Regions from separate parts of the Mus musculus genome. Here region 1 is linked to region 2. Evidence: chromatin loops called from intact Hi-C (ENCODE). Cell type or tissue: left cerebral cortex. All regions are shown on one strand. Links, peaks and the distances in the headings refer to the core of each region. The heading gives the core; the rest is flanking DNA. Region 1 has its middle 14 kb from the start of Atp6v0e. Region 2 has its middle 61 kb from the start of Luc7l.

Region 1 (10,404 bases), core at 796-8,795, 350 kb before region 2:
AGCTTCTGCAAGTGTGCACCATTTGAAATCCTGGGAACTTTTCAGAGGAGATATAAATGCTAGGGCCCTGAGAAGCAGAGTGGATTGTCGGTTGGTTTGGTGATGGTCATGGTTTGTTATGCATAAAGAAGAAACAAGAAGAAATTAGATACCTTGATGGCAAAGATCAAACTTGCCCGGAGGAACTCGACACCCCTAATCAGCAAGTAGTCTAACATCAACCTCTTTCTGATCCCTGATTTTGTTCAGAAATCTCCTTCATTTCCTCTGTATCCTTTTACCTCTCTTATCTAGTGTTAGGGGGTTGAAAGGGCTGAGTAGAGAAGGGTGGAAGAAAGAAGAACCTGCAAAGTAGTTAAAGCCAGCTACAACTGAGTAGCTCCTGGAGTCTTGGCTCTCCAGTGTGAAGACAGCCACTTTTGAATTACCCACGTCACAGTGTGTAAGTAATCTAATAAATGTCCCTTTTGTATATGTTCATCCTATAGGTTCTGTTCCTCTAGAGAACTCTTGCACAACTGTAAACTTAGTATCAAACCCAACTTTTGGACTTCCAAGCTTAAGCTGACTGGGAGTGAAGACAAAACTTGATAGAAAATACCATCACTGTGGGATTGAAGAGCAGGCTTAGTTAAGAGCATTGACTGCTCTTCCAGAGGACTCTGGTCTCATTCTTAGCACCCACACAGTGGCTTGCAACCCTCTTGGAGTTGGTGATGCCCTCTCTTGACCTCCTCCGGCACTGCATATGCATGATACACAGATACACATGCAGGCAAAAACACCTATACCAACATAAAATAGAAATAGATCTCACAATACCTAAAGTAACAAAAAACATGGACACAGGACTTCCTAGTTAAGTCGCTCTTTATATCACTTACCCTCGCTCAGCAGGTTGCAGCTCTGATGTGGTGGGCAACCACTCTCTAAGCTGGGTATATATTTTACAAACACAAATCAAGTTTGTGTGGATTTAAGAATTACTAAGCTTCATGCGAGACACACACTTCACCCTGGGGAATATGAACAAGTGAGAGGGTGGGAAGTAAGAGAACAAGCTTGTCACCCCTACAGTCGGGCTGGGTGGGCGAACTTCAACACTCACAGCCTAAAGACAGGCATTGCTTACCTGTTATCCCGACATTCAAGAGGCCAGGATTACGACTTCAAGACCAACCAGCTAGGGTTACATAGTGAGACCTAATGTAAAAATCACAGTAATTGATTTAAAAGTAAGCAAAACAAAAAAGAATACTTCTTGCTTTTAACCTTTTTTTTTTTTTTGAGATACTGTCTCTCAGGTTGACCTTGAACTCAAAGCTCCACCAGCCTCTGCCTGGGTGTTAACGTTAACGGTGTGTGCCTCCATGCCTATCAGTTGTTGCTTTGCATCCAGGGAGAACAGGAGGTGGAGTTAGGCGGTCCAGCGTGTGTCTGACATACTCAAGGCCCCGTGTTCCACTGCAGCATGCAAAGGAATAAAATCTGTTTAATGCATTCTGATCAAAGAATGACTTCCCAGGGCGACCGTGTTTCGCATCTCTCCTAAAGCTCAATCGCCTGTTAGGAGACGACACAGAGCTGTAAGTGGGAGGAATGTAAATCTCCATAATCTTGAGCAGTGGCCCTTCTCTTGGGTTCCCCCTGCCAGCCAGCCTCGAGACCCTGGATTCTCTGAGGTTTCCACAGCTCGGTGAAGGGATGGAAACGTTGCTTACAGCGCTGGCTGGCAAGATACTTAGGGAAAAAAAAATCTGGATTCTCACCAGCTACTGGATAACAGTTCAGGAACTAAGAAGAGGAGACCCTAACCATGCAGTTTATAGAGCTGACGCTCAGAGAAGAAAGCTTCTCCAGCATGTGAAATGAGAGTGAACAGGTGAACAGCGCTTCTTAGCTGAGTGGGGAGGCCCAGGAAGAGAGCTCTGCCCTGTTCTCTCTCGGGACTCTTCTTAGTGAACGAGTGGTACTTAGAATTTGTGGGCCCTCTTGCCATCCACTTGGGGGTACAGCATCATCAAGAATGGCAAGACAGAAGCACCTCGAAAACAGTGGTTCTCAACCTTTCAAATGCCGCGACCCTGTAACAGTTTCTCATGTAGTGGAGACCCCAGCCATTAAATTATTTCACTGCCACTTCATAACTCTTTTCTTATGAATGGTCATATTTCTATCTGATATGAACCCCTGTGGGATCTTGACCCACAGGTTGCAAACTGCTGCTGTAGTCCCTTGTTGATGCCACTACGCCTGCTTGGACATGACCACCTGTTCAGAAAGCTCTGACATGTGCACCCAGCCATGTCAACCCAACCTTACTGGGTTGGGTGTCCACGTAGACAGCTGTGCCCTTGGCCTTCTTATGCTGTACCCGATTGATGTAGATGACTTACTGGTTTCTGTACACTAGGACTACCCTGCTGACCTGCTAACCTTTGTAGGATTCTCAAACCACCTAGGACAGCACAGCACACGGAGGAAGCTGTCAGGAACACGTGGGCTGAACATATAAACTTCTGAACAAAACAGTCTTGGCAGCCAGAGCTAGCTTTTTTTTTGTGCTGTATACTTGTTCCTTGGTTGCCTGATGTCTCAGGTCAGACCAGCACCACAACCACAAAATTACCCTGCGTCTGGGAGTGAAGACAGCAGTGGTGGGGGTTTGCTTACAACTCACAAGTCCTGGCACTGCAGAGGTCTACCATGGCAGCACACGCCTGTAAGTCCAGCAGCACTCAGGAAGATCATAAATCTGACGTCATCGTCAGCTACATGTTCTGTATTATTTAACCTGACTTTTAGTTTCTTCATATCTAAAAGAAAACACAACTCATATACATCTAGGTGATGTGTAAACATATATTGTAAAGTCCTTTATACCATACCTTTTATATTCATCTAGTTAATAAGATTTTTTTTTCCCTACTCAGATGTTGACAGAGCTCTGTTGGGGGCCAGGCTCTGGACTGAGCCCAGCCAGCAAACAAGATGGCTCTCTGGCACACAGAACTAAAGTGTGAGAGGCAGAAAAGAGTTAACGAGGAAATACACAAGTACCATTTCTGTTCAGAAAAGGAGATATGAGGAGTTGCTAAGCTGACACAAAGGCTTTTGTCACAATAGGACAATGAGTGTCGGGATTACAGGGAGATGATCCCACTCTGTGAGGGCTGAGTTGTCATGTCAAGTCTTGACATCTGGTGAGATATGTCACTTACTAAGATATAGAAGCTGAGAAGAAAATCAGATTTTAGAAGCAGCAGGAATGTTAGGACCAAGAGTGCTTTAGAAGTCTGAGCCCGTGTCTCAGCAGCAGGGCACAGTTACCAAACAGAAACCGCAACTTAAGCTAAATAGTGATGCCATGTCTCAAATTAAATCCAAAAACTGGGGCACTGCTACCACAGAGCACTTCTCTTAAGCCTGGAGAATAGAAGGCTATATATGTGTATAGATAGAAAAATAATAGATGGGACCCAGGCCTGGAACTCCAGGAGTCAGGGATCAGAGGAGAGAAATACCCAGAAAAGGAGTCTGAGACGTTGCCAGCAACTGTAAGCATAAGCATGCTTATATGGAGGTGGTGGTGCCACCTCCAATGAATGTGGCCACTGGATTTAGCCACACAGGTTACTGATAACCCCAGCCTAAGCAGCTGGGACAGGGATGAGACTGGAGAGCATCCACGAGTGAATGGGAACACAGGGTAGTCCTCTCTCTGTCTATCTCTCTTTGTGTCTGTCTGTCTTTTGAGACAATGTCTCCTTGCTGTCCTGGAACTTGCTCTGTAAACCAGGCTGGCCTGAGAGAGTCTCATGCTCCTATCTCCTGAGTGCCAGGAATTAAAGCATAGATCACTATGCTTGGCAGGTGGAGACGACTCTTTTGAGAAACCGGACTATGAAATGAGGAACAGAGCAGTAGCAGGAAGGATATGTGGAGAAAGAAGAGAATATGAATTTTCCAGCTTGTTTGCAAAGGAGAGCGATTTGCAAGGTTGCGGTGGCCTGAAGACTCTTGACGTTCTCCTTTATATAAGGCAAACATTTTCAGGTTCATATTGGTTTTTCAAGACAGGGCCTCTCTATATAGCTCTGACTATCCTGGAACTGGATCTGTGTAGACCAGGCCGGCCTCAAACTTAATTTGTATGCCTCCTCAGTGCTGGGATTAAAGGCCTATGTATAATGATGTGTATACGTCTGTATGTCACATGACTGCAGTGTCCATAGGGCCCAGGGCATGGAATCTCCCTGCAGCTGGAATTACAGGCAGTTGTACGCTGCCAGACATGGGCGCTGGGCGCTACACTCAGTTTCTCTGTAAGAGCAGTGCGCACTCGGAACTGCCCAGCCCGGCCTGCCTATCACTGGCCTCGCCACTCTTTCCACTTCACTCGTTATATTTTTTACTAATTTACCTCTCAACCATCAGATGTCCATCCAATACGCAAAGCCCCTCACTTTATCTCACTTCATTCCCTAAAACAATGGTCAGATCTGTACCTGGAGACAGTCTGCTTGTGATAAGGGCAAAGGGGACTCAATGCACTGTAGTGGCTCTGGTCTAGCTTGTCGGCAGTCACTCTGCCGCCTTGCTGAGGTCTCGGGGTATGTGACTCCTGCAGGATTTCATGATAACGAGGTGCATGAGCTATACGCCCTTGAGTAACTAGAACTCGAGGACCTTTGGATGTACCTGGTCCTTGCGAATGGGCATAGAGCAGACGCTCTACTTCTGCCGCAGTTTCTTGGACAGCCGGGAAGACAAGGTCTTTCAGAGCATGTAGGAGGGGGCATAGAGATGGTGTTTGAGGTTTATGCTGCGGTCCGAAGTCACCAAGGGATGGAACTGCCTACAATCTGGGTCCTGGCGGAACCACTACTACCCACCGGTTCCGGTTCCGGTGGCGTGCATTGCAGGCCCGGAAATGACATTTCTTGTAGCTCAAGCACAGAAGGGACGCGAGTCTGCGCTTCCTGCCTCAGGAAAGCAGAACAGCGCCCCCTGCGGCTGGAGTTGAGTCTCGGCATGTTCTCTCCGTGTAGCGGAGTAGGCAGGACCTCAGGCTGGAGCCCCTAATGGAACCGCTTTGTAGGGCCTGAAACAGAAGCTCATCGATGCTTCTCTGGCTTCAGTTTCTGGTTTTGTGTCGGGGACCGAACCCAGGGCTTTGGGACCCTTTCTAGCTTGGCTTGGTGTCTCATTCCTACTATTCCAGTACTGGGGAGGTGGAGAGCCCAGAGGATCAAAAGTTAAGAGCTGGCCTGGAGTGTATGAGACCCTTTCTCATAAATCAGCCAACCAACCAAGATATATCTGTTGGGTACTTCGACAGGCATTAGCCGGCTCGGATACCACTGAGGATGGACTCTGTCCAAATCTGCTTGGCCTCCCACCTCCTGCTTCCTTGATGACACACCCATTTTAAGATAGAGAAGCACTGCAAATTGCCCCTCTTTAAAATGTAAAATTTCAAAGGAAAGGGAGGATGCCCAGTAAACTAGGCTAAAAGCCCACCTTGCTTGCCATGACACCTCGGGCATTATTCCCAGAAGACAGCTCTTCCCTCACCCATTTACCCCACACCCGCACAAGCTGCTCTGAGACCTCCGTTGCCCAGCCTGCAACCTTTTCTTGGCCTTTTCTTACATCTCTCCTCCCGGCTGCCACAGCTGAGATTTACAGCCCACAAGATGGTTCTCAACTTCTTTTTGAGTCCATTTTAACAAAAATTATTTTTATCAAGACGAAGACCCACCTCCTATTTCCCAGCAACCCTTTTATCACTGAGCCACATGCAGCCCCAGTTCCTTGATGATGTCTTTTTAGTTTCTCTCCATTCCCAAACACCTCACCCCCAAACTTCACCCCCCCTTTCCCACCACAAAGGAGTCTGTAGAAATTACATGGGTTTCAAATGGAAAAAGAAAAAGAAAAAGAAAAAGAAAGAAAAATGAAAAAGGAAAGAAAAGGACATGACTGCTCCCAGGAACAGTGAAGGAGAAAGTTTATTGTAGATAAAAGGGAGACATAGCCAGAGGCGGACATAGCTGGAAGAGTCCAGGCTAGAACTGACCCTGAACCATGGGAAGATGGAAAGGGGAAGAGGAAGGGAGAGAGAGGAACCAAGTGCAGCAGTCGGGAGGCCAAAGGTACAAAAAGGAAGGGTGGGTAACCAGAATGTCTGGATTATATAGGGAAGAGTCTCTGGGGGGAAGCAGCACAGCTTGATTTCAGGGTAGAGGGCAGGGCTTGCCAGCCATACCATGTAAAGCATCCTGAGGGGTGCTGGGAGAACCTGGAGGCCAGGTGCACTGTAATATGTTAAGTAGGTACCTCAGTCAGGGTTTAAACTTAACAGATATATACTGCACAGTTGCTCTCAGCATCCTGGTCACAGAACCTCCATCTATGGCTATTCAAGTCCATTCCATCATAATGTTCACTTGGCATATATATGTATATGTATATCCTATGCATGTCCTCCTGCATAATCATATCTAGATATAGCAACTAGTACACTGTAAAGGCTGTATGAGTTTTGATACTGTATTGCTTAGGACATGAAAAGAAAAAAAAATCTGTACATATTCAGTATAGATGAACTTTTAAAAAAATCTAAATATTTTCTACTTGTGTCTAGTTTAATTTGGGTGAACCCTACCCATGTGACAGGCTGATTGTAATTGTCCAAATTCTTTAAACACCATGACACACCTTTCAAAAGCCATCTGACTGGCTTCTTCAGAATTACTAAGAAGTTCTATATGCAGAAATTTGGGTCCTATTGCATACAATTCTATAAAAACACATGGTGGAAGGTCAGGGTTATATCTGCATTACTTTAAATTAAATTAAAATGTAATTTATTGATGCTAGAGATTGAACTTATAACAACATATTAAACACATACCTTACCACTAACTTACACTTCCTGATCCCTCAAATCTGAACTTTTAAAAAAGTGTTCTCTCACCTTCCAAGAATTTTAGGGAGAACCAATGTTCTCCCTAAATGTCCCCCCGCCCCCAACCCCTCCGTTGTTTGTTTAGCCCTTGCTTGGCTCATAAAGCCATACCTGGTCCCAAGTGTGTCTTTCTTGCTGGACATGGGAACTGTCAGTTTTATAGTCCTAACTCTCTGATCTGTAGAGTAGGTATAATCTCAGTAGGTTGTCGTGAGAATTAAATGGGTTTCCTAGAGTGTTCAGGACAGCATCTGGCACAAAGCAGTTCTAATCAATCTTCCTAAGAAAATCAGATGTGTGGGCTGGCTCACTCCAGGATAGTCCAAAAGTCAGCCTTTGCATCTACCGTACGTACTCTTCACATTTAGGCTTTTATGCTGAGGACTGGCTCTCAGCGCTCAGACTCCTAAAATTAATCACAATTATGTAAACCCTTAGCTTTGTTTGATGGAAATAGGTGCGATGCGCCACGATGGGAGACAGTGTGAAGTGTGCTTTCTCTACCGTTTATTTCTATTTTTTGTATTATACCTTTTTTTTTTTTTTTAAACCGAGTGAGAGCTTTGGGGAAGAGCCAGCTCACCGTCTTGAGTCCATGGCCGCCCACCCCCCCCCCCCCCCCCACCTCTGGGTCCTTGCCTTCCCCTCCTCAGCCTTGCACCGGAGCTCTGCTCTTCTGTTGGAAGATTGCTGGTAGCGCGGGCGCCACCTGCAGGTTCGTCAGATTGAGACACGCTGCGCATCCTCTGGGAGTGAAGTCTTGGTCCTTCCTGGGTTTGCCTGAGCTGTGAAGGAGGCACCTGTCCTGAGCACTGTAGTAGTGAGGAGGGAGGGAAAGGGCCTGTGGTTTCTGCTGTTTTCATCTTAGGAACCCAAGTGATATTCTGTGCAAAGTATTATTCGTTCGTCGTCTCTAGCCCTGCCACTCATCCATTCATGGTGCATGGACTGAAAACCTACTTTGTGCCAGATTCTAGATACAAGGTTGTAATGTTTCCTTAACAAATGGAGACCTTTAGATATAGAAAAGATGTCTTGCCCAAAGCCATCTTCACACTGGTCCTGTACATAGTCCTAGTTTATCAGAGTTGGTAAGATGGAAGATAAATTGTCCAAAGCCAGTCTTACTGGAGCTCTGAGGACTGCAGGGGCCGGTTTAGTACTTTATTCTAGACGCCTCTGCAACCTGTGTTGGAGATTTTTGGAGGAAGGCTCCACCTGGACAAAGTGTCCTACTGTGGTTAAAGAGACCATGGCAACTGGAGTACCACCCACTGTCAGTGTGTCCAGGTCAGAAGGGCTCGGGAAAGGCTGCTATCGGCTGCCTCTACTGTGATTAAAGTTGTACCACGGGGCCTACCATCAGTCACTCTCTCTGTTTCTATGGAGACTTGGGGGCAGGTGCCAGCATGACTGTGCCCAGCAGGGTCACAGTTGTCCTCACAGCAGAGCTTCATGGGAGTGAGTTCATCCATTCTCTGGCTCCCTTATTTTGCCTCCTCTACTGTACATTCAGATCTGTCCCTGCTGCTGGTTTCCTCCAATGTTCAATCAAGTAGTGATTATTCGGCATCTCCACAAAGCTGGCACAGAGCTTTGATAGGAGACGTGGAAGCATTCTGACTCTGTAATGTTCCCACTTTCTTATAGGATGGCTTAACGCAATGGTTCTCAACCTGTGGGTCGCGACCCCAATGGCAACTCTGCTTCTGAAAGCACTTACAATTTATAACAGTAAGATTACAATTATGAAGTAGCAACAAAAACAATTTTATGGTTGGAGGTCACTACCACATGAGAACTGTAAGAAAAGAGACAAAAGGCCCTCTTGCTCTGACTCTCCTCCGTTTTGGCTTTCTGTTTTGACATTGCTCAGATGACGTTAGGGCTGAGGAACAACCACCAACCGCCCCCCCGCCCCCCCCCCCCCCGCCCCGTGCTTCCTCAGAACCCGGTAGTCAGGCCGATCTGGGTTGGAATTTCAACTTTACCACCTGCTAGCTGTGTGGCCAGGGTGTGATTACGCCTCTGTTTCTTCCTGGCATGCCGAGAATGCCAAGTCCTCCCAGTGATGGGTTGGAATGAAATGCATGACCTCACCAGCAAAGAACTGGCAGGGAGCAGCTGCGGGGAGGAAAAGGGGTCTTCGGAGAATGCCCTCCCTCATGAGTTCCCATTCACATTCGCACGATACCATGTCTATCTTCAGATAACGAACCTTCGAGAAGCATGCACCAGGTTGCTTTGTGCTGGGGGTGGGGGGAGGCCTGTAACACCGAGCTACACCTCGAGCCCGAAAACAAGTTTTAAAATAATTTTTTAAAGATAAATTTTATTTATTATTATATGGGAGGGTGATCAAGCGTCATGGCACACATACGGAAGCACACACATACTCTCTCCTTCCAACTTTACATGGGTTCTGGGATTGAACTCAGGTCATCGTATACACCAGCTATCTCACTGGCCCTTAAATATTTTTCATTTCTGTATTTACTTGTGTGTATATACATTCATACATTATATACCATGGCAACGAGGGGGCTAATTCTTCCATCATGTGGGTCATCAGGACTGGTAGCTGTAGTGACAATTTTGGTTTCTTTAAGAACACAAAAATAAAAGAACGTGCTTTCACTTTAATCTCAGCTGGGGGATGTGGGATGCGAGGCTGCTTCTGACTGTCCGAAGCAGCTATGATTTGCCTCGTGCTCTAGCAGAGGCACGGTTTTGCTGGCTGCAAATGGTTTCGGCGATTGTGTGATATTTAGAATTCTGGGAACTTTTCAGAAGGTGTATAAATGCCAGGGCCCCAAGAGGCAGTGCAGGTGGTTGGTGGTTGTACAGGAGTGGGGTGTGGGGGGTTGGCTGCACTTTGTTAGTAGTCCTGCTTAAAGGAGGAACAAGAAAAAAATAGATTGAGATCTCTCTTTGTCTCCCCCTGCTATCCTTTCCTATGTAGTGATAGCAGGGGAAACTGGGGGGATAAAGGGTGGGGAAAAGAACCCACAAAGTAGCAAAGACGGCTACAGTAGCAAGTTCCTTTCCCTGATGAGCCATCCCCTCCACCCCCAAATTTTTCTCTTAAAAAAGGCTTTAGACCTCTAATGGCCTGTCATTGTTTCTAGTAAATAAAAGCAACTTACCGTGACTGACCTCCCCTCTTCCTCCTTCCTCTGAGTCCTGTTACACTTCCCTTCTTCCCAGGTTTCCTCCATGATGACACCCATCTCGCCTAGCACTTGAACCTCTCCCTGGGATGCCCCTTCACCACTGCCTCTTAGAAGCACTGCAGCCCAGGGCCCCTGGCTAGGATTCAGTCTTCCATGTTCTATGTCAACTTCAAATACATTTGTCAGTTCATGGATCCAGTTCCAAGGAGCATCCACGGAGAAAGTCCCTTGGTGGTCTGTGTTCCAGACAGGTGGCAT
Region 2 (10,404 bases), core at 1,060-9,059:
GATACAGCTGCACATGTGTGCCTGGTGTGTGATTCCCCCTGCACATGTGTGCCTGGTGTGTGATCCCCCTGCACATGTGTGCCTGGTGTGTGATGCCACTGTACAAGTATGCCTGTTGTGTAACTGTGTCAAATGTGTACATGTGTTCCTCATTTGTGATGTGACATCACATGGATTTCTGGTGTGTGATTGTGCTGTACATGTATGCCTAGTGTGTGATGTCAATGTACATGTATGCCTGGTGTGTGATGCCTCTGTACATGTGTGCCTGGTGTGTAAAACTGCTGTATATATGTTTTTTGGTGTGTGATACCACACTACATTTATGATTTTTGTGTGATACCGCTGTAACTTTGTACCTGGTGTGTAATGTCGCTGTACATGTGTAGCTGGTGTGTGATGCTGCTGCACATGTGTACATGTGTTCCTGGTGTGTGATGCCACTGTACATGTGTCCCTGGTGTGTCATTTACTTGCACATGTGTCCCTGGTGTTTAATGCAGCTTCACATGGGGCTTGGTTTTGGTGCCACTGTATATGTATGCCTGCTGTGTGATGCCCCTGTTCATGTGTGCATGTGTCTCTGTTGTGTGATGACACTCCACATGTGTGACTGGTGTGTGATGCCACTGTACATGTGTGACTGGTGTGTAATGCTACTGCACATGTCTTCTTTGGGTGTGATGCCACTGTATATTTATGATTGCTGTGTGCTGTATATGTGGGCCTGGTGTGTGATGCCACTGTACATGTGTAACTGTTGTGTGATGTTACTGTAATGTGTGCCTGGTATCTGATGCTGTTGTACATGTGTGCCTGCTGTGTGATGCCACTGTCCATGTATGCCTGGTGTGTGATACCACTGGACATGTGTACCTGGTATGTGATGCCACTGTACATGTGTGACTGTTGTGTGATGCCATTGGACATGTGTGCCTGGTTTGTGATGCTGCTATACATGTCTTCTTTGGGTGTGATACCACTGTACATGTGTGCCTGATATGTGATGCCGCTGTACATGTGTGCCTTGGGTGTTATGTGGCTGTACTTTGTGCCTGATTTGTGATGTGCCTTCACATGTGTTTCTGGTGTGTTATGCAGCTGCACATGTGTGCTTGATATGTGATGTGGCTGTACATGTGTGACTGGTGTTTGAATTAATGTTCATGTGTGTCTTGTATGTGATACCCCTGTACAGGTGAGCCTGCTGTATGATACTGCTGTACATGTGTTCAAGGCATTTTTTACCACTGTATAATATGACTGGTGTGTGATGTCTCTGTCCATGTGTGCTGGGTGTGTGATGCCTTTGTACATGTGTGTCTGGTGTATGATGCTGCTGTACATGTATTCATGAGGTGTGATGCTGGTGTATATGTATGATTAGTGGCTAATACTGCTGTACATGTGTGCCTGATGTGTGATGCCGCTGTACATGTTTACATGTGTGCCTGGTGTGTGATGCTGTTGTACATGTGTGCCTGGTGTGTGTGCCAGGTTGTGACACTGCTGTACATATGTGCCTGGTGTGTGATACTGCTGTACTGTTGGGAGCGATCTTGTTTGAGCATTTACTGCCTTAAGAACTTGTGGGAATAAAGTCTTGGCCTCTGTGGGAAAGTACTAGCCCAGCTGAGTACAAATAGACATAGATCCTGAAGTCAGCAGAGAACAAACAGCTATAAATCTTGTGCATCGGTGCCTAATAACCCATTCTGTTCTGATCTTCCTGCTGAACTGTTTACCCAGTCAATCCTGCTCCTGGGAACAGGTGCGTTACCCAGAGACAAAGTGACCCCCCTCAACCCCCTTCCTGCTCCTATGAGTATATAACCTGTGTGGGAAAAATAAAAATTCGTCACCTTAATCATCAGACTTGCTGTCATTCTTTGTGTTTCTTGTTCCCCCATTTTCTTCCAGGTGGCCCCTCAAGTCCCTGTTCGACTGTCCTGTGGGTCCGGACAAACTGGTGCCCGGAACGTTTGGCTTCCCGGTGATTGCTGAGGAAGAGAACACTGCTCATCATTGGAGGGTAGGCCTACCCGCTCATCTCAGGAAGCTTCAGTTTTGCACAACGCCACAGTCCACCCAACTGTGAGACCATCTGGGAAAGAGAACATAACCAGTGCAGATCTTAGGAGAAATACAGTAAGACATGGGACAAGCATTTTCTAAGCAGTCACTTTTTGTGACAGGGCTCAAGGAGTCTCTCAAAACTCGAGGAACTAGGGTTAAGAAAAAGGATTTCAAGAAATTTTTAGAATTTGTGGGAGAGATTTGCCCATGGGTCCCCCAAGAGGGAACGATTGATGTAAAGAGGTGCTCAGAGTTGGTGATTGTTTCAGAGATTATTATGAAGCATTTAGACCTACAAAAATACCTGTTACGGCCTTTAACTACTAGTCCCTCATTAATAACATTCTTAAAACCACCCCTGAATGGCCAGATCTCCAACGCTTGGTGTCCGAGGAAGAGCGGTCTCTTAAAGAATCCTTCTCCCGTTCTCCTTCCGCTAACCTAGCCGTTACTACACTGCCTTCTTCCCCTTTAAGAGAGGAACCTTTATCCTCTTCTGTTGCCGATGCTGATGGTGCCACAGATCTTCCCCCTTTGCCCCCGCCTATGGAGGAAATTAAGATGGCAGATCTTTATCCTTCCCTCATTGATCTTGATAGTAAACTGCTGCCCACTGATGGAGCGACTCTCGTGGAGGAGACAGCTTGTTATGAGTTGGAGCTCTATCGCGATCAGCCAAAAGCGGCCACAACTGCTTTAGCCTAGGCCCCTCCCCTGAGAGGCACTGCCACACTCCCATTTTTCTTTCTGCCACTACCCTATGGGACTTTAGATGCAGTCTTTGATCCACCTGCCATGTCTGGTGCCCGCTGTCAATTAACTGCTGACATAGCATCCCTGCGTCATATGTTAGAGACCCGAAAGGAACAAGTACAACTGCTTAGGGCCCTCCAGTCATTAGAGGCCGAATTGCATGATCTAACACCTTCCCTGCAACAGCGGCCTCAGGTCTCTGTTAAAACTAAAAAATATCAGAAAAAGAAGGTCCTAGCCTTCTCCCTCTCCCTAAGGAGTGGAACCATAGTCCTTAGAGATTCCCTGTCCCCAACCAAAAAGTGAGTGAGAAAGAGGAGGATATAGATGATGAACTTCAGCCCGACTCACAGGAGACCGAGGAAGCTCCTGCGGCGCCCCTGGCTGATGATGTCCCACCCCGCTATCATTATCAACCACTAGAGTTTAGATTCTGGAAGAACTTAAAGCAGTAGAGTCTAATTACGGTCCCAAGGCTCCCTTTACATTGGCACTCCTTGAATCACCTACAGAGGGATGGCTTACGCCTAACAAATTTTCATATCTCGCTCGAGCTGCACTCACTGGCAGTGGCTTTGTATTATTGAAATCAAAAGTGGCAGAGATGGCAAAAGAAATCAAAATTAAAAACTGCATGCAACCAGACACTAAGTCATGGACCACAAGGAAGATTTTGGGCAAACTGCCTTATATCACCTTGGAAGCCCAAATGCTCTTTTCCCCTGGCCTCCTAGCTCAGGGCCATCAGGCACGCTTGGCCGCCTGGAGAAAGCTGCCCCCAAAATCAGGCTCCTCCGCTGCACTCACTAAGGTGCTACAGGGAGTGGATGAATCTTACAATTCTTTCATTAGCGGGGTCCAAGAGCCTGAGAACCCTTTATTAAACAGCTTGCTTTTGAAAATGCCAATCCTATTTGCCAAGATATTCTCAAACACCACCGCTCTAAGTCACTGGCAGAGTATGTCCACCTTTGTCCAGGCGCCAAAAGGAGCCACACCATTAGCTTAGTGATTGGCACCGCCCTTCAGAGGGCGGGTTTATGTAACTCTCAAAAGACTTGCTTTAATTGTAAACAACCCGGCCACTTCCTTCCCCATCACCACCAGAGTCGGAGACCTCCCGTTGAGGGCCAGGGAGAAGCTGGTCCTGCACAGGCATTACTGACCACCCTGTGCCCCTACTAACATAGGGGCCGACATTGGGCCAATGAGTGTAGATCCAAAACAGCCAGCCAGGGACGACCCTTACTGCCACGGCATTTGGGAAACTTCCTGAGGGGGCCTCCAGCCCCCACCTCCACCCCCCAGGACAGGCCCCAGGGAAATAGGGTTTGTCGTGCCCCGCCCCCAGCAGATTTCTCATCGCACACCCAGTCCTTTGCCCAACTCTAGTGAGCTACAAAAAACAGCCCAGGATTGGATCTCTGTGCCACCTCCAGCACCCCTGAGGAGGGCATTCAGGTCATGCCTACAGGCATACACGGCCCCCTACCCCCAAATACTTTTGGTATGGTTCTACGAAGAGCTTCATTTTCCTTAGAGGGAATCCAGATCATACCTGGAGTTATAGAACCCGACCATCAGGGAGAAATTCAGATTCTTGTAAGTACCACAGGTGGTCCTGTGTTTATACCAGCACAACAGACCATTGCCCAAGTGTTGCTTTTTCCCAGTGTCTCTACTACAAATCCCTACCATAAAGACACCAGGGCCCCAGGCAAGAGGGGAATAGCAGAGACCTTTTGGGCCCAAAAGATTACTTCCTCTTGCTCCATGCTAATCTTGGATTTAAATGGAAAAACATTCCAAGGACTTTTAAACTGGGGAGCTGATGCCACTGTCATTTCTGACAGGTTTTCGCTGGCTGCCTGCAGCTGACCGATTCAGCCACCCATTTACAGGGGATTGGACATTCCAAAAACCCTCAAGGCAGTGCTCAGACCCTTAGGTGAGCAGATCAAGAAGGAAATTCAGGCACTGTAGTCGCCTGTGTGAATCCTGATTTACCAGTCAATCTCTGGGGGTAGTCTCACCAATGAAGGGGTGACAAAACAAATGCTGACCCAGGGATTCCTACCAGGACAAGGATTAGGAAGACAAGCACAGGGCATAAATGAACCTTTGACTTTGACACAGAAATCTGACTGGCGAGGCTTGGAATCCCAGCCACAGCCTTTTTCCTAACAGTCACGGCCATGCCTGCTCCCCAGACTCACGCAGAGAAAATTTCCTGGAACAACACTGCCCCCGTCTGGGTTGATCAATGGTCACTGACTCAAGAGAAACTGGCAGCTGCGAAATAGTGCAGGAACAGTTGGCAGCTGGTCACATTGAACCATCTTCCTCCCCCCTGGAACACCCCAATTTTTGTTATTAAAAAAAAGTCTGGCAAGTGGAGATTCTTACAAGATCTCCGTGCTGTTAACAAAGTTATGATTCCTATGGGGAGCCCTACAGCCTGATCTTCCATCTCCTGCCGCCATCCCAGCAAACTTCTTTAAAACTGTTATTGATTTAAAAGATTGCTTTTTCTCCATACCCCTTCATCCAGATGATTGTCATCATTTTGCATTTGGCCTTCCTCAAATTCATTTCCAGGGACCCATGGACCACTTTCAGTGGCGAGTCCTCCCTCAGGGCATGGCAAATAACCCTACCCTAGCTCAGAAATATGTAGTCCATGTAATCCAACCTGTTAGAAATGCTTGGCCACAAATATACATACTTCATTACATGGATGACATTCTGCTTGCAGCCCCTAATAAGCAACAGGCCTTCTCACGTCTTCAGCAACTTCAAAAAACGCCAAGTTCACAGGGACTTAAAATTGCCCCTGAAAAGATTCAGATAAAAGACCCTTATTCCTATCTGGGATATGAGCTCGAGTTGGGACAGGTCAAACCCCAAAGACTGAGCTTCAACTTTCCTCCCTTAAGATTTTACATGATTTTCAACAGTTGCTCAGGAACCTCCAGTTTGATCACCCCATCTAAAGATTCCTCCCAAGGTTCTAGTTCCCCTCAATGAACTCCTCTCAGGAGACTCCCATCCTTTGTCCCCCACCCTCACCTCCCGAGCACTTATGCAACAAGCCATCTCAGCCCTGCAGCAGATAAGTCAAGCCATACCTTCCCAAACCTCATTTCAAATTTATTACCCTGCCTCACTTTATTTCATTGTCTGTGCTACCACACATACCCAGTGGGGGTCTTCTGACAGCAGCCCCGGATTCCCGTAATAAAGGGGTGTCCTTTGTTATGTGTATATCTCCCCTCGAGTCCAAGTAAGGTCTTGGCAACCTATTATTCCTTGTCTGCCGCCCTAATCGTCAAAGGAAGAAAAATGTCCAGACAATATTTTGACAAAGATCCTGATATTATCATTATCCCTTACACCTCAGACAAGTTGAATGGCTTCTTCAGTCTAATGATGATTGGGCCAAAGCCTGTGCCTCCTTTGTTATAGATAATCATTATCCAAATGACCCCCTTATACAATTTGTAAAGTCGCACTCCTTAATTTTCCCCAAAGTTACCTCCAAGACTCCACTCCTTGAAGGCACCTTGGTGTTTACAGATGGTTCCTCAACAGGCAAAGCTGCCTATGTTGTACAAGATCGGGTTACTTCAGTACAGTCCTCATATTCCTCTGCCCAGCTGGTGGAACTGTTTGCAGTTCTTCAGGTTTTCAAAACATTACCAATGACCCCATTTAATTTGTATACTGATAGTGCCTATGTGGCCCATTCTATTCCTATTTTAGAGACAGCCCCATATATTAAGCCTGCTTCTACTGCTTCCAAATTATTTGTGGAGATTCAATCCCTAATCATTAAAAGGACAGTGCCATTATTTGTGGGACACTTGAGAGCCCATCTGGCCTGGGTGGTCCTCTATCTCATGGAAATGCCCTGGCTGACGAGGCCCCTCACACAGCATTCTCCATCCTACTTGATTCCATAGACTTGGCTAAACGGGCTCATGATCTACATCATTTAAATGCTTCTACCTTATGCCAAATGTTCAAGATTTCTAGAGATCAAGCAAGAAAAATTGTTAAGTCCTGTGGTGGGTGTGCCACTCTGCTGCCAGTTCCTCACCTGGGAGTTAACCCCAGGGGACTCATCCCTAATGAACAATGGCAGATGTTACCCATTTTCCCTCCTTTGGAAGGTTAAAATATGTGCATGTTACAGTTGATACCTATAGTGGATTTATACATGTGTCTCCCCTTTCTGGAGAGGCATTGTGTGATGTGATAACACACACTCTACAGTGCATGACTGCCATGGGAAAACCACAGATCATTAAAACTGATAATGGCCCCGGTTATACAGGAACCAAGTTCCAACAGTTTTGTTCCCAGTTTGACATTAGGCATGTCACTGGTGTTCCCTATAATCCCCAGGGTCAGGGCCTTGCAGAACGAGCCCACCATACTTTAAAACATATGCTTCAGCTCTTGGCTGAAGTTACAGACACTTATTCCCCCTTGACACCTCGAAACAGGCTTAATCACGCTCTCTTTGTTCTTAACTTCTTGTTCCTGGATAATGAAGGCAGGTCAGCAGCTGACCGAGTATGGCATCCTAAGTCACAAGATTCTCAGGATGGAAAGATCCCTTCACTGGACAGTGGAAAGGACCAGATCCTATCCTTATTTGGGAACAAGGATCCACTTGCGTCTATGACAAAGAGAATGGTGGTCCAATATGGTTACCAGAGAGACTAGTAAAAACTGTTAACCTGCTTGTGTCCAGAATGGAGCGACCGTCTCCTCCTGAGACAAATCTCATTTCCTTTCCAGATGATGCTCCAGGTGAGGATACTCATGATCCTGTGGCTGACTAGAACAACCACCAACCTTCAACTGCCTCCACCCAAATCCCCTTGCAATAGGCACATCCCTTGGAATTACACTTGGGTGGTCCTCTCAGAGAGAAATGGTGTTGTCTGGGCCATTTCCAAGACTTCCACCAGTATTTGGTGGCCGGCTAGCCTTACCTCCATCTTTGCAAACTAGCACAGAGAACAGTGGCACCCTGGGGTCTTAAGTCCCAGCTAGATTTATACAACGCCACAAAAGATAATATGCCCAGCACCCAGAGTAATATTCCTCAAGATTTATTGATTTTGGTTACTGGGTTAGCCAAACCTGGCAGCGATAATTCCATCAGGCGAACCTTACTTCAAGATACAGATTTTTACGTTTGCCCAGGGCACCACCATGGCTGCTCCCTCCATCATAAGTGCGGTGGCAAAACTGATCTTTATTGTGCCAGCTGGGGTTGTGAGACCTTGGGGGTGGCCTATTGGAATCCTACCTTCTCCTGAGATTATATTACTGTTTCCTGGAATTTTTCATGCCCCCAGAATTCTTTAAATATTAATCCTCTCTGTAAAACTTCTAACCATGTCACCTTAGGTTGGTGCCTCCCCTGTCCATTATATTTACAAACCATGCTGAGTCCAAAAATTGGGCACGAGGATTTTCATGGGATCTCTGCCTTAATCTATCAGGCACAGACACTGGCCTCACCTTTACCATTAAGCTCCTCAATGAACCTGTTCATGCCAAATTGCCAGTTCCTATTGGTCCCAACCCTGTCTTAGTCCCCCAGCCGCAGCCACCCAAAGAACCTGAAACCACCACACACCCCCCCCCCATCTTTTACAGAGACTGCTCATACCTTGACCTCAAAAACTTCCTCTGCTCCCATAGCCAATCCTCCCCCCTCCATTCAGACCAAAAACCTTATCCTCACTTTAGTGAATCAAGCCTTCCTTACACTCAATGCCCCCTCCCCTAACCTTGCTGATGATTGCTGGCTGTGTTACCATTCCCAACCACCTTGCTATGAAGGCATTGCTGTTCCTGGCCATTTTACCCCTACAAATAATTCCCACCATTAGCAACTCGGAGAGTGGAATGGTTTATCCCTCTCTCAGGTCTCGGGATTGGGCCTCTGTGTGACTCGTAATACACCTCCTCCTCCACAGTATGCCCATCTTTGCAATGTTACCCTTGCACCTGAGATTAGTAGCCAGTATTTAGTTCCTCCAAATGATACTTGGTGGGTTTGCCTGGATGGCCTCATCCCCTGTCTTTCAGCCAGTCCCTTTTCTGCCAAAAATTCTGATTTTCTCATTCTTGTACAATTGGTCCCTCGATTGATTTATTATCATTCAGAAGAGTTTTTTTCATTTGTGAGATCAGTCTGCTGATTCCTCCCCTTCACTGGTCCACCAGTGAAGAGAGTCCCTAACTGCCATCACCGTTTCAGTCCTCCTAGGTCTTGGTGCCATGGGCGCGGGGACTGTCATCTCCTCATATGTTCTCTCCAAGTCTAGGGATCAAGAACTCAGTGTCACCATTGACAGAGATGTCCAGCATCTCCAACAAGGCATTGACGACTTCTCTGATTCTCCCTCCTCCTTAGCTGAGTTCGTCCTCCAAAATCTCAGAGGACTTGATTTAATCTTTCTACAGCAGGAAGAGCTTCTATGTAGACAAGACAGGGGTGGTCAAAGAAAGCATGAGAGAAGTCAGAGAAGAACTAGAGAAAAGACAGACAGAGAGAGAGAGAAAGATGAGAGCTAGTATAAAAATTGGTTTTCAACCTCTCCATGGTTGTCAACCCTACTTCCTTCCATTTTGGGACTGTTAGTTGGATTGGTTTTGCTTATTTCTTTTGGTCCCTGGGCTCTTGACAGACTTAACAACTTTGTGAAACGTCAGATAGATGATTTGGCAGCAAAACCTATCCAAGTGCATTATTATAAACTAGCTATGGTGGACTAAGAGATTCGAGACAAGGTTGATATTCCCTCCAGGGTGTTTCCAAAACCCATCTCCACCCAATAAGGGGGACTTCTGCCCCAGGACCAAGTACAGAGGGGCCACCCAGAATCCCCTCTGACTGGCAAATTAAGTTCTTGCTCGGGTTTCAAGGTAAAGCACTGCAAGGGAATATAAAGCAAAAACTAAAAATATCTTTCTGGGTTCCCCGAGGGACAAACCTGAATGAATAGGGGTTGGTGTCCAAACTATCCCCTCTCCAGGAAAAAGACATCAGGAAGGGTATGCCCCCCCACACACCTCACTGGACAACACCAGGAGGGCAGGAGCCATTACAAGGCCCCCTTTAGTCACTGGAGGTCAGGCCTCTATCACCACTTAGCAAAGACTAAAATTGCCACGATCCTTCTATACTAAGAAAATGGAGATGTTGGGAGCGATCTTGTTTGAACATTTACTACCTTAAGAGCTTGCGGGAATAATGTCTTGGCCTCTGTGGGAAAGTACTAGCCCAGCTGAGTACGAATAGACATAGATCCTGAACTCAGCAGAGAACAAACAGCTATAAATCTTGTGCATCGGTGCCTAATAACCCATTCTGTTCTGATCTTCCTGCTGAACTGTTTACCCAGTCAATCCTGCTCCTGGGAACAGGTGCATTACCCAGAGACAAAGCGACCCCCCTTCACCCCCTTCCTGCTCCTATGAGTATATAACCTGTGTAGGAAAAATAAAAATTTGTCAGCTTAATCATCAGATTTACTGTCTGTTCTTTGT

The links. A loop is a pair of places that touch in the nucleus more often than their neighbours do. Peaks named below come from ENCODE experiments on the same cell type or tissue, not always from the same donor. Only the 100,000 strongest peaks of a DNase experiment are listed, where the experiment ranks them.
Region 1: a loop joins it to region 2, with 2.1 times the contacts of the local background. A loop is called at or near these places in 2 of 42 quality-filtered maps.

The regions. Positions count from the first base shown.
Region 1 is chr17:26,657,689-26,668,092 of GRCm38, reverse strand. No RefSeq gene overlaps it. Among named protein-coding and RNA genes, the nearest start is that of Atp6v0e, 14 kb to the left of the region's middle. In left cerebral cortex, for the core only: CTCF peaks have their summits at 5,007, 7,492 and 7,693 (motif pointing left); DNase peaks (open chromatin) are centred at 4,971, 7,406 and 7,686; H3K4me3 peaks cover 1,558 bases; H3K27ac peaks cover 1,347 bases.
Region 2 is chr17:26,309,149-26,319,552 of GRCm38, reverse strand. No RefSeq gene overlaps it. Among named protein-coding and RNA genes, the nearest start is that of Luc7l, 61 kb to the right of the region's middle. In left cerebral cortex, for the core only: a CTCF peak has its summit at 5,072 (motif pointing left); a DNase peak (open chromatin) is centred at 5,063.